2 separate regions of the Homo sapiens genome follow, and region 1 is linked to region 2. A link is a contact called in ENCODE Hi-C or POLR2A ChIA-PET data. All regions are on one chromosome and are shown on one strand. Each heading gives the region's core, a stretch centred on a gene start or an enhancer-like site at or near the end of the contact. The rest is flanking DNA. Distances are from core to core; before and after follow the strand shown.

Region 1 (6,419 bases), core at 3,783-6,282, 130 kb after region 2:
TGGGTGACAGGGGTCCAGGGGACCAAGGGACACCAAGGCTCAGAGGAAAGGCCAGGGCTAGGGCAGAGTTAAGGGTGTTACTACAGGAATGAGTGAGGTGGCCCTGGGGTGGGGAGGGCAGTGCAGTTCAAGGTTAAAAGTAAGGACTGGAGCCAGATGCCTGAGCTCTTGTCTTAGCTCTGCCGCTTCCTGCTTGTGTCACTGTGGGCAGTGACTTCACCTCTCTGTGCCTCAGTGTAAAAGCATGGTTGGGAGTGCCAGAAATGGAAACACCCCTCCAGGTGCCAGCAGAGCTCCTGGCGCAGGGTCAGTAGGTGTTGACCATTATTACTAAGAGGTCCCTAGGCAGAGACTAGATACCTCCGAAAAGGTGGGATCGTTCAGACAAGGTAGACACTGGGCAAGGCCTCTGCATCCTCTGATGTCATCTCTTCCCCATCCCCAGATGACTTCCGGATCTTCTGTGGGGATCTGGGCAATGAGGTGAACGATGACATCTTGGCACGCGCCTTCAGCCGCTTCCCATCCTTCCTTAAGGCCAAGGTGATCCGTGACAAGCGCACAGGCAAGACCAAGGGCTACGGCTTCGTCAGCTTCAAGGACCCCAGCGACTACGTGCGCGCCATGCGTGAGATGAATGGTGGGTGCGGCCTCCCCTGGGAACTGCAGGCGCGGCAGGCGCTGGCCTAAGCCTGACCCGAGCCTGCCTTGAACCCTCTGTCTCCACAGGGAAGTATGTGGGCTCGCGCCCCATCAAGCTTCGCAAGAGCATGTGGAAGGACCGGAATCTGGACGTGGTCCGCAAGAAGCAGAAGGAAAAGAAGAAGCTGGGCCTGAGATAGGGTCTGTGGCCAGGCACCCGCTCCCACCTGGCCGGGCGCTGGCTCCTCCCTCAGTTCTCTTTGGAAAACCCCCAGCTGTCCACCCATCCCCTGCCCCAAAACCAGTTTCAATAAATTTACGTTCATTTCCACCCCTGGCTGGGCATGGAAGCACGCTGTGGGGAGCAGGGCTTGGCTTCCCCACAGCTGGAAATGGCGGGGAGCCTTGAGAGTTTACCCAGGCAAACACCCAGGCGGGGGCTTCTGAGCCCTTCCTGCGCACCCATTCCCTCTTCAAACCTCTTCCACACATGCTGAGTGCTGCTTATTCCAGAGGAGAAAGGGGGGCCAATGGCAAGGGTGAAGCCAAGCTGAGGCCCATCCCCGTGTCCTGGCTACTTCCTGTGTTCTCAGCACCAAGGTAGGAGATCTAGGCCCTTCCCTTCTGGAGCTCACAGGCTTCTAGGCCCTCTTCCATCCAGCAGACTCTCACCAAGGGTCTGAACAGTGCTTGAGGACACAATGGTGACTAAAAGTCCTGGGCCCTGCACCGTTAGAGCTCAAGGTCCAGTGCAGAAAATAGGCCCGGTGCCCTGACGATAAGAGCCCAGAGTGGTCAGGGCAGGATGGGGGCGCTGACCTGTGGGTGAGGGGGCCCTTCCTGAAGGAACCGTCCACCCCCAAGTCTCCTCTGGGGCTTTCCAGCTTCTCCAGTCTGCCATGCCCAGCCAGCTCACCATGCTCTAAGTCTCGGTGGGCACCTCTATCTCTGTCTCTGTGGGTACCCCTCCATTTCTTGTCTCTAAGCTTCTATATCCCTGTTGGTCTCTGTTCTCTCCCTTGGAGCTGGGAAATGAAAAAGGAGGAGAGACCCACAGATAGAGAGAACAGAGACTTGGGGTCTGTTCCCCTCTCTTCCCAGCTCCAAGCTGGCCTCTGCCTGTCTGAAGAGGTGTCTGTGCAGGGCCTTGAATGCCAGGCTGAGGGCTTAAGCTTTACGCAGAAGGCAGCAGCAAGCCCCAAAAAGCTGAGAAAATTCAAGCAGCAGCAAGGTCCTGGGCAGCACAGATGTGCGCTGTAGAAAGGGCCCTGTGACCGGCTGGGTGCGGTGGCGCACGCCTGTAATCCCAGCACTTTGGGAGGCAGGCAGATCACTTGAGGTCACGAGTTCGAGACCAGCCTGGCCAACATAGTGAAACCCTGTGCCTACTGAAAAATACAAAAATTAGTTGGGCGTGGTGGCGGGCACATGTAGTCCCAGCTACTTGGGAGGGCTGAGGCAGGAGAATCGCTTGAACCTGGTAAAAGGAGGTTGCAGTGAGCTGAGATCGCGCCACTGCACTCCAGCCTTAGTGACAGAGTGAGATTCTGTCTCAAAAAAAAAAAAAAAAAAACGCCCTGCGACCACCACTGTGGCTGGAAGTCTAGAAGGCTGGGGCAGGGACTGGGCCAGAGGAGGGAGATGGCAGGTTTGAGTATGGGGAGGAGTGGAGGGTCTCCCAGGGACACAGCCATCGGAACCCTCCATTAGGAGGGAGCAGGTTGGGCAGGACTTTGTGGGGCATAAGTCGGGGGATGGACAATACCAAGGCCTCTCAGGGACCGAGGTCCCCCAGGAGAGGTGTCGAATTTCTCCTGTTCCTGTCTTCCCCGCCTTACTGCCCCCTCTCTGACGTCACATTTTCCAGTCTGGTCAGAGGGTGAGAGCCTCCCTGGCAGGAAGTGCCCTTTAGCCCCCTGCCACCTGGGCCAGACCACCCAGCCCCAGGATCCTCAAAGCCCCTTCCCCCCATCACTAGTCTTTTCTACCCCTGACCCCCCTTGTACTGACAGCAAGCATAGGGTCACGGGAGGAGATGGGAAGAGAGGATGGCTCCAGAAAGGACGCTTCCAAATGCATGTGATTCTCACTTCCAAGTGGGAGCAGAACAGCAGGTACACGTGGACATGCAGAGTGGGGTAACAGGCACTGCAGACTCCAAAAGGTGGGAGCGTGGGGGAAGCTGAACAGTTACCAGTTGGGTACGTTGCTCACCATTCGGGTGCACTAAAGGCCCAGGCCAGTATACTGGATATACTGACATATATCCAGTAAGGAATCTGCACTTGTACCCCCTAAATGTTTATCTTTTTTTTTAATGCACACAAGTCTTCCTGAGAACAAGAAGAGACACACACACATAGAATGTGGCAAGCAGAGGTAGAGATGGCGCTGTGAGCAGGAGGCTCAGAGGCAGAGATGAGAACCATCAGAGACTGTGCAGTGGGAAGGGGGACGGGGAGAAAACCAAGAGACAGATGGAGACGGACAAGGAGATGAGATAGGAACACTCAAAGACAGATGGGGAGGGACAGAGATGTCAGAAGAGACCAGGTGACAAAGCCTCACTGGAGTCAGGCCCGTGGCAACAGAGACCCAGCTTTAGATATGCCAACCTGAAGAAAGAGGGCAGAGAGACATGGAGAGACAGACAAGAGGCCAGCTTCAAGGATGGGAAGCCAGGACTCCCTTCAGGCCTCCGCGCTGGACGGATAGAGGGACCAGTGATGCTCCAGGGCTCTGTGGCTTACCCCACACTGATTCCAATCCCAGTCCCACTCCCACTCCATGGGACCCCCGGTTTACTTTACTGTAAAATGGAAGGAGGAGCAATGCCACCCGCTCTCCAGAACGGCAAGTAGTTAATGATCAAGAGGCTGGGCTGGGGACTGGAAGATGCCGATATGCAAAAGTTATTTTTAATGGTAAATATTACATACTTATTAAAATACAGCAGGATGGCTGGGCACGGTGGTGGCTCATGCTTCTAATTACAGCACTAAGGCTAAGGCAGGTGGATAGCTTGAGGCCAGGAGTTTGAGACCAGCCTGGCCAACATGGCAAAACCCCATCTCTACTAAAAATGCAAAAATTAGCCTAGGCATGGTGGCTCACGCCTGTAATCCCAGCACTTTGGGAGACCGAGGCAAGTGGATCACTTGAGGTCAGGAGTTCGAGACCAGCCTGGCCAACATGGCAAAACCCCATCTCTACTAAAAATGCAAAAAATTAGCCGGGCATGGTGGTGCTTGCCTGTAATCCCAGCTACTTGGAAGGCTGAGGCACCAGAATTGCTTGAACCCGGGAGGCAGAGGTTGCAGTGAGCTGAGATCGCACCACTGCACTCCAGCCTGGGCGACAGAGTGAGACTCCATCTCGAAAAATATTTTATATATATATAGGACACCCAGTTATTGAATTTTACGTGAACAATTTTATAGTTTAGGTATGTCCTAAATATTTCATGTATGTATGTATATGTTACATGTATAGCTGTGGTTTTTTGTTGTTTTTTGCTGAATTATTTGAGCAAGTTACAGACTTTTTTTTTGTTGTTTCTTTTTTTGAGATGAAGTTTCGCTCTTGTTCCCCAGGCTGGAGTGCAATGGCATGATCTTGGCTCACTGCAACCTCCATCTCCCTGGTTCAAGCAATTCTCCTGCCTCAGCCTCCCGAGTAGCTGGGATTACAAGCACCCGCCACCACGCCTGGCTAATTTTTTGTATTTTTAGTAGAGACAGGGTTTCACCATGTTGGACAGGCTGATCTAGAACTCCTGACCTCAGATGATCCACCCGCCTCAGCCTCCCAAAGTGCTGGGATTACAGGCGTGAATCACCGCGCCCAACCACAAGTTACAGACATTATAACATTTCATCTCTGAGTTCATTTTCTAAATGATATCTTTCCTCCTGAATACCATTATCAAATCTAAGAAAAGAATTCTATGATATTTCATATTCAGTTCATACTCCAGTTTCCCCAATTGTCCTAAACTATTACAGCGCGGAAGGGCATGGGGTCTGGAGAAGGAGAGCAGTGGGAGGATGCCTGCCTTACCTTCCCCCTTCATCAAATGAGAGTATGTATTGTACTTGCCTCATAGAAGGATTCAATGAAGGGGTATGGCACAGTTGGTTTCACACAATGAGCCCTCATTTAATGTTGGCCGTTATTGCTACTATTGTTATTGTTGAAATTGTTGATGTCAATATTGCTATGATTGGCACTCCTGGGAAGCAGCCCCAGGACGCCCTCCCTACTGGGCCTGGTGGAGGATTGGGTGGGCCTTCACTCCTGCTCCACGCCCCCGCAGTTACTCTGCCGATTGTGACGTCAGCTGACGCTGGGGGCGGGTGGGGGAATCTGGCCGGAAATCCCTCTTCCTGTTGCAGATAAGCCCAGCTTAGCCCAGCTGACCCCAGACCCTCTCCCCTCACTCCCCCCATGTCGCAGGATCGAGACCCTGAGGCAGACAGCCCGTTCACCAAGCCCCCCGCCCCGCCCCCATCACCCCGTAAACTTCTCCCAGCCTCCGCCCTGCCCTCACCCAGCCCGCTGTTCCCCAAGCCTCGCTCCAAGCCCACGCCACCCCTGCAGCAGGGCAGCCCCAGAGGCCAGCACCTATCCCCGAGGCTGGGGTCGAGGCTCGGCCCCGCCCCTGCCTCTGCAACTTGAGCCTGGCTGCGACCCCTGCTCTGACGTCTCGGAAAATTCCCCCTTGCCCAGGCCCTTGGGGGAGGGGGTGCATGGTATGAAATGGGGCTGAGACCCCCGGCTGGGGGCAGAGGAACCCGCCAGAGGTGAGCGATGAACTGAGGACTAGATGCCTGGGTGTCTGGGTTAGGAAGGACCTGGGGGACTAGACTCCCAAGAAGCCGGGGGCCTGGACTCCTGGGTCTAACAGAGGAAGAGAGCTGGGGTCCCTCACTCCCAGGACCAAGATTTTAGGCTCCTGGGGAAGGAGGGAGCGGAGGCCTGGACTCCTGGCTCTGAGGGAAGCTAGGGCTGGGGCCCAGACTCCAGGGCCTCCAAGTGTCACCAGCTCACCCATTGCCATCTGGACTTTTCCCGACCCAGAACATTCAGAAGGCCTTCATCGCATCCATGGACCTGTGGAACTGGGATGAGGCATCCCCACAGGAAGTGCCTCCAGGGAACAAGCTGGCAGGGCTTGGTAGGCTGCCGAGGCTGCCACAACGTGTGTGGGGAGGGTGTCCAGGTGGGGCCTCTGCTGACCCTAACCCCTTATCGCCTGCAGAAGGAGCCAAATTAGGCTTCTGTTTCCCTGATCTGGCACTCCAAGGGGACACGCCGACAGCGACAGCAGAGACATGCTGGAAAGGTGGCTGCGGGCTGGGACCCCTAAGTGCTGGAGAAGAAGCGGGGAGGCTGGGATCCTAGGGCAAAGGGAGGAGGGGGGCGTGCCTAGGTTCCTGGGACTGGGTGGGGAGGGGCCGCGTGCTTGACCCCTGAGGGTGAAGGAAAAGGGGGCGCGGGGTGCTGAAATACGGGCTGGGGGGCCATAACTCCCAGTCCCTGACAAGTAGAGACTAGAGAGTGGGTAGTTGAGGGGTCTCTTTCATTGCTCACAGTCCTCCCTAAACTCAGGTACAAGCTCATCCCTGGCAAGCTTCCCACAGCTGGACTGGGGCTCCGCGTTACTGCACCCAGAAGTTCCATGGGGGGCGGGTGAGTGTGGGGAGAGGCGGTGGGAGGTGGGGACTGGGGTCCCGAGGCACCGGGGCTAGAGGTGTAGACTCCCTGATCTTTGAGGA
Region 2 (6,318 bases), core at 3,272-5,771:
AGAGAATCGCTTGAACCCAGGAGGTGGAGTTTCCAGTGAGCTCAGATCGCACCACTGCCCTCCAGCCTGGGTAACAGAGCGGGACTCCATCTCAAAAAGGAAAAAAACACAAACTAGAAAGAGGGTTACAAATGGGAAGAAATTTTTTTTTAAAAAAACCAGTTTGTTCCCATAAAAGGTTAGTATCCCTCATAGATTATCTAAAAAGAGATGTCTCTACTCAGCCCCAGCACCTCCGGTCTGGCCTTGCCCCTGGCCACGTGGGTCCTTTCCCACCAACGCCTCACCCAGGAGCTTGTTAGCAACGCGGCTAACAGGCTCAGCCCCACCCAGCCCTGTTAGAGCAACCTGCACTTTCACAAGATCTCCGTGACACTAACTCTCAGCACCACAGGTGCTGACATAAAGCCCACATTTCCAGCATAACTGGGGGGAATGTTTTTCCAAAGCACTCTGAATCCCCCAGAGTTCACCACAGTCTGTTCCCCGGCTGGATAGAGGACATTTAAGACAATTGTGCTTCTAAAAGGACCGGTTTACATGGAATTTCTCCCAGCCCCATCTGTGGTATAAGGTGAGGTATATCACAGCAAGATTTGCAATTAATTAGTACTTTGGAAATCGTTAGCATTTTTAGGAGTGCATTTGGTTTCTTCTGCCGAAATAGTCAGTTCCCTGCAGACAAGGCAGGAGGGGGTTGAGCAGAGTTGAGTTAGGAGGAGTGGGCACAGTCCTGGGCAGGAACTGCAGTCCCCAGGAGACTTAAGAGACTTTGGCTCTCACCTGAATCCCAGATTCCCCGCTCCCGCGGGCTTCATTCCCTGGCTTTTCACACTGCCGGGGAGAGAAAGGGGAGACTTTCCCTCAGTCCCCTCCCAGACCAGTCCCAGCCCCAAAATGGCAGCATTTTAACCCTGGGGCGAGCCGCTTCCGCTCCACCTCCGCGGCCATCCAGCCCCATCTCCGCGGAGCCTTGGCTCCCCGATCCTGCGAGTGAAACCAGCTGCTCTCCTTTTCCTTCCCGCGGTTGGTGGGAGATTCACGCCAGCCACTCACCCCGGGTTTATGTCCATTTCCTCCGCCGCTCCCACCGTGGTTGCCGGAGGAGGAGCCGGTGCTGGATCCCTGCAGGGGAAAGCAAGATTTCAAACGCTGTCCTAAAGGACCTAAAGGGGACCCAGTCGTTCCCAGCGGTGTTACAGATTTGTTGGAACCCCAATCAGATTCCAGTCCTCTTTCCAACCTCCAGACCTTCCCCCTCTTTAGCCTGTTGGTCGCTGCAGGAAGTTATTCCGAGCATGGAGAAGGCCAGGTGTGGCCGAGGGTATTCGGAACTACGCAATGATTTGGAGAACCTGAGCTGCTGCCCACCGCAGGCCGGGGGTGGGAACCCCTGGAGCCCGGCCGCGCAGTAGCCGCGATCCTGCCACCAGGGGGCAGCAAGTGGAAGGGACCCTAGAGCCCTCACCTGGGAGCGGCCGTAGCTGCCTTGGTCACCATTCCCAGAACTGCCCTAGATGGGGGAGAGGAGGATCATACGGGGAGCGGCGCATGAGAGCAGCTCAGGTTATTCGGCTTATTGTGTCCACGCACCTCCTCCTGTCTGACACTTTTCCCGACCCCCGAGGAAGCCAGATGTGGCTCCCTCTCCAGCTCGACTCCAAGACACGGGATGGGAGAGGCCGTCAGCCAAGGGGTTGGACAGGCCATTGACCAGGAGGCTGGAGAGACTGCCGGCTCTGGAGTCAGTGAGGCCCGGGGCCCTGGGGTGGCAGCTGCGGGGTCACAGCGCCCCTTCCTGCCCTCACACCCATCGTGCAGGGGCCCCATGTGTGAATGTCGTCTGCACCGTCGCTCTGTCAGCGTCCGTAGGTCTCCCGGATCACAGTCCTGCCCCCATTCTCCTGGGAGCTTCCCAGACAAGTGTCATATTCTCCCATGTCCCCCTCTTTCTCCGCCACCCCACGGTCTCCTGAGACTTGCCAAGTGGACTTGACTGCAAGAGCTTAGACAGGCGGGATAACGTCCCCACCATCACAGAGTGGAAAATAGGGATACAGAGTCAGAAGCAGTGGGGTGGCTCTGGCAGAAACGATAGTGCGCGCATCAGGGGCACAGCATGGGTGGGGAACAGGAGGCTGAGGGAGCCTCAGGGTGACGACTATCAGCGAGGCCGCCCATCCTCGGGCAGCGGCAGCTTTCAGAGAAACTTGGAGCCCTCTCCCGGCAGGGACCACTAGGGCCTCACCCCATCTCAGCCTTCCACAGAGGTGCCAAACTCACCCAGGAGGACTCACTGCCGCTGTCACCTCTGCTGCCACCACTGTTGCCACTGCTGCCACCACTGCTGCCGCCACTGCTGCCGCCACTGCTGCTGCCACTGCTGCTGCCACCACTGCTGCTGCCATTGTTGTTGTCACCATTGCTGCCACTGCCACTGCTGCCCGACTGTGAGCCGCTGCCTCCCTGAGGGGCAGGAAGGGAGCAGGGCTGGGATTAAAGACAGAGCACCAAGACGGGCCCCTCCTCCCTCCCTCTCCACCCAGGCCATATTCCATGATGCCCAGTCTAAGGGGAGCAGAACTTCTCCATTTCCTCCTGGTGCACAACTCCTGGGTTGCCCCTCTCCACTCACCCCAGAGTTGCTGGAGCCTCCACCTGAGCCAGATGGTGGGGGATTCGTGCACTGTCGAGGGAAAGGGATGGTGAGTTTGGGGACGGTGAGTTTGGAGACGTTGGCCTCGGCCATGGACACAGGCCAGGCCTCTCCCATTCTTTGGGGCTTGGCTTCCTTTCTCCTAATGTGTTTCTCCCACCTCCCCTTCCCATCTGCCTCCTCCCCAGGCCCAGGCCCGTCTCTTCCTCCTTTTTTTTTTTTTTTTTTTTTTGAGACAGGGTCTCACTCTGTTGCTCAGGCTGGAGTGCAGTGATGCGATCTCGGCTCACTGCAACCTCCATCTCCCAGGTTCAAGTGATTCTCCTGCCTCCGCCTCCCAAGTGGCTGCAATTACAGGCGCATGCCACTATGACCGGCTGATTTTTGTATTTTTAGTGAAGACAGGGTTTCACCATGTTGACCAGGCTGGTCTTGAACTCCTGACCTCAGGTGATCCACGTGCCTTGGCCTCCCAAAGTGCTGGGATTACAGGTGTGAGCCACCTCGCCCAGCCCCATCTCTTCCTCTCACCCCAATCCCTCCACTCCCCCATCTTGCTTTCCTCTTTGTCTTTCCCCAGCTCTCTGTAGCCTGCACCCAGTGGCTTCTTCATTTGTTCCCAGCCCCTTCCTCTTACCCCTTCATTCTGGTTGCTGGCTCTCACTGAACCATAGCCAGGCTGGGCCACAGCTCCCTGCAGAGAGGGTGAGACTGAGAGTAGGATCCAGAGGGACCAGGGAGGCACGCGGAGCATGTGGGCTTGGAGGGAGGGAGGTGGCAGGTAGCAGGTCTGGGGGTGACTTTACCTGAGTGTTGGTCCCAAAGTTTGGTGGCCCTCCATTGCCTCCTTGACCCCAGGGAGCTCCCTGAGGATTCATTCCAAAGCTGCCTGCTGAGTTTCCGGGGTATCCGTGGACCCACGGAGTCCCCAGACCTCCAGGATTGCCCTGGCCCTGGCCTCCAAGGCCACCTTGAGAGCCAAAGATGCCATGGCCTCCAGAAGTTTCCTGCAAGAACAACATACCTGCACTTAGTGGGACCATCTCTGACCCTGGTAGAGAAGAGCCAGGGCAAATCATAAAGAGACCAGGAGAGAGACAGGCAGAGGGACTCCAGGGTGGCATAGGAGGGGGGCAGAACATAGAAGGAAGCTGCCCCAGAAGCCTGCAAGTAAGAGATCCATCCATCCTTTCAACCGTTTCCCAAGAATCTCAGCCCAGCAGCCCACAGCCTCCCATTTCCACATGCAGCCCCACAGCCACTCACCCAAGCACCATTGTGGCCAGGCACCCCCTGCCAGGAGCCGCGGACAGCATCTGCTCCGTGTCGAATGACATCTTCTGCCTGTCTGCCAATCTCGTGCCCAGTGTTTCCCAGAGCATGGGCTGCTTCCCCGACCCTGTTGCCCAAAGCATCTGCTACGCCAAAGCCTGGAACCTGCCTGACTCCAGTGCCAACTGCTTCTCTGGTCCCTTGGCCAAGGGCCTCACTGACTTTAGAGCCAGCTGCCCCTCCGGCCTCTTTGCCAATGGCCTTTCCCACCCCTTCGCTCAGGGCGTCTCCCAGGCCATGTCCAAGGGCCTCCCCAATATTTGTCCCAGTGCTTTCCTCTCCGCTCTGCAGGGGGCCAGCCTCCCCACTGCCCAGGCAGAGGGCCAGCAGGAGGCAGGCCAGGGGCCCCTGGAACTTCATCTCTGCCCAGCCCCCTCTCTCTCCAGAGTGTCTTCCTCCCACCAGGGTCTCCTCCTTGCCGCCCTTGCTCTGCGTCTCTGTGCCCTCCTCTGTCCTCCTCCTTCCGACTCCCTGTCCTCCCTCCCTCTGGGTCTGCAGCCTTCTCTCTCCTGTCCTCAACTGCCTGGGCTTCTCAGAGTCCACCTCCCTGTCACTACTCCTTATACTCTAGGTTGGGAGAAGGTGACAGGGCTGGGCAACCTGAGGTCCCTCCCCGCAGTGACTCAGGGCCCAGCCACCAATAGGGTAATCAGCTGTTATTGTGAGTCTGAGAGTCTCTGTCGAAACAGAGAGTGAGCCGCATCAGGGAGGGAGGGAGAAATGGATGAGGTGATGCAAAAGTGCTCCCATTTCCCAACCCCAGGCATTCGGGGAGCTGGGTGGGGGCAGGGGCATCTAAGGAGACAGGTTGTCGTTGGCTCCTGGAGGCGGTGGGGTGGGGGCAGACTTAGAAGAGAGGAGTTACTGGCAGGACCCCACCAAAGGAGTAAGGACAGGGAAGCCCCAGGGGACAGGACCCACCCAGGCTCAGCCAGCCTGGCTCAGGGGCTCCAGAGTGACAGGCATTGCCCGTCCTCGGCCTGGCCTTTCTCGGTTTCAGCACCTCAGCCTCTCCTCTCCCTCTCCCCTCCCGCATTGCCACCTACAGGTGACTGCCTTCTTGTTCCTCCACACCTTCCAGCCCACAGAGAGAGACTGGCAAACACGGGGCTGCGTGTCAGTTTCTGAGATTCTGGGGAGAGCCCCCGGGGGGACCCTCGGTGTCGGGGAAGGAGGTGGCCATAGCCCTTTGAGTGGTCAGCAGGGTGTCTCAGCGTTCAGGCTGCTCCCGGCTGAGAAAGCTGGGCGCGGAGCAGGGCAGCCAGGCGCGCCAGCCACCCCCAGGGAACGAGTGGGAGGGAAGGCCAAGGGAGGGAGCCGCTGACCCAGGCACCCATCCTGTTTACGCAGCCCTAGAGGGGCACGTGTGAGTATAAGCGCCTATGAGGGGCGGGACTGGGCCAGCTCACCCCACCCATCCCCCAGGCCAGGGGCCAGGGCAGCAATGGCAAGCGAGAAGAGGGTAGCGCAAGGTCAGGAGCCATCCGTGAGAGCCACGGCCCTCTCCCCAGTCCCAGCTCGGGATACAGAACCTGGGAGCCTCCCCCCGCCTCACCCCTGCCCAGCAAGTGTGGCTGCTTCTCTATTCCCAGGGGCCACAGGGCCTCCCACTGTTTCGTATCACTGGGGTTCATCGCCCAGTTAGGAGGGGCCAGTTTCCATCAGCCTTTCTCAATGTCTCTCAGTCAGTCTCTCTCTTCTCTCCACCCCAATATCCGCACCCCAGCTTATAACATCCAACACTTCTTACCTTGTAAACACTATCCCCATCTGTCCTCCTCAGCTCCTACTTCCCTGTTATTCCATCTCTGACTCGTTAATGATGATAATAGCGATGGTGGTAATAATAATAATAATAATAATAATAATTACAGCTCCAGCTTATCAGCGGTTCTGTATGTACCCAGCATTGGACTAAGCACAAGCAGTTTAAGAATTATACAACTCTGGGAGATGGTTCTTTTTTTCTAGAGACAGGGTCTTGCCCAGGCTGGAGTACACTGGCACAATTGTAGCTCACTGCAGCATCGACCTCCTGGGCTCAAGCGATCCTCCTGTCTCAGTCTCCCAAGTAGCTGGGACTATAGATGCACACCAGCACACCCAGCTAATTTTTTTTTTCTTTTTGAGACAGAGTCTTACTCTGTTGCCCAGGCTGAAGTGCAATGGCACGATCTTGGCTCACTGCAACCTCCGCCTCCCAGGTTCAAGTGATTATCCTGCCTCAGCCTCCCAAGTAGCTGGGATTACAGGCGCATGCTGGGCCTGTAATCCCACGCTGGGCTAATTTTTGTGTTTTTAGTAGAGACAGGGTTTCACCATGTTGGCCA

Evidence for each region. Hi-C counts contacts between places; a loop is a spot of excess contacts on that map. ChIA-PET counts read pairs that join two places held with the same protein, here RNA polymerase II (POLR2A). Pooled maps may share reads with other maps.
Region 1: a map of PC-3 shows a loop between it and region 2 (7-fold over the local background). The contact joins the promoter of ETV2 here to the promoter of DMKN in region 2. A Hi-C loop is called at or near these places in 4 of 168 maps with a recorded cell type or tissue (HCT116, MCF 10A, PC-3 and 1 more) and 7 of 50 pooled maps. POLR2A ChIA-PET finds 5 or more read pairs at or near these places in 15 of 52 experiments (Caco-2, GM12878, H1 and 11 more).

Annotation. Positions count from the first base shown.
Region 1 is chr19:35,636,713-35,643,131 of GRCh38, forward strand. ETV2 (ETS variant transcription factor 2) reads left to right here and starts at 5,033. Exons shown (of 7, transcript NM_014209.4): 1 at 5,033-5,444; 2 at 5,722-5,818; 3 at 5,903-5,986; 4 at 6,253-6,333. The coding sequence starts at 5,749. It overlaps RBM42 (RNA binding motif protein 42), which reads left to right. Exons shown (of 10, transcript NM_024321.5): 9 at 446-640; 10 at 730-973. The coding sequence ends at 842. RefSeq lists an enhancer at 5,189-5,904.
Region 2 is chr19:35,509,128-35,515,445 of GRCh38, forward strand. DMKN (dermokine) reads right to left here and starts at 4,522. Exons shown (of 16, transcript NM_033317.5): 1 at 3,923-4,522; 2 at 3,463-3,663; 3 at 3,294-3,350; 4 at 2,636-2,686; 5 at 2,284-2,466; 6 at 1,057-1,125; 7 at 784-834. The coding sequence starts at 4,348. RefSeq lists an enhancer at 1,052-1,361.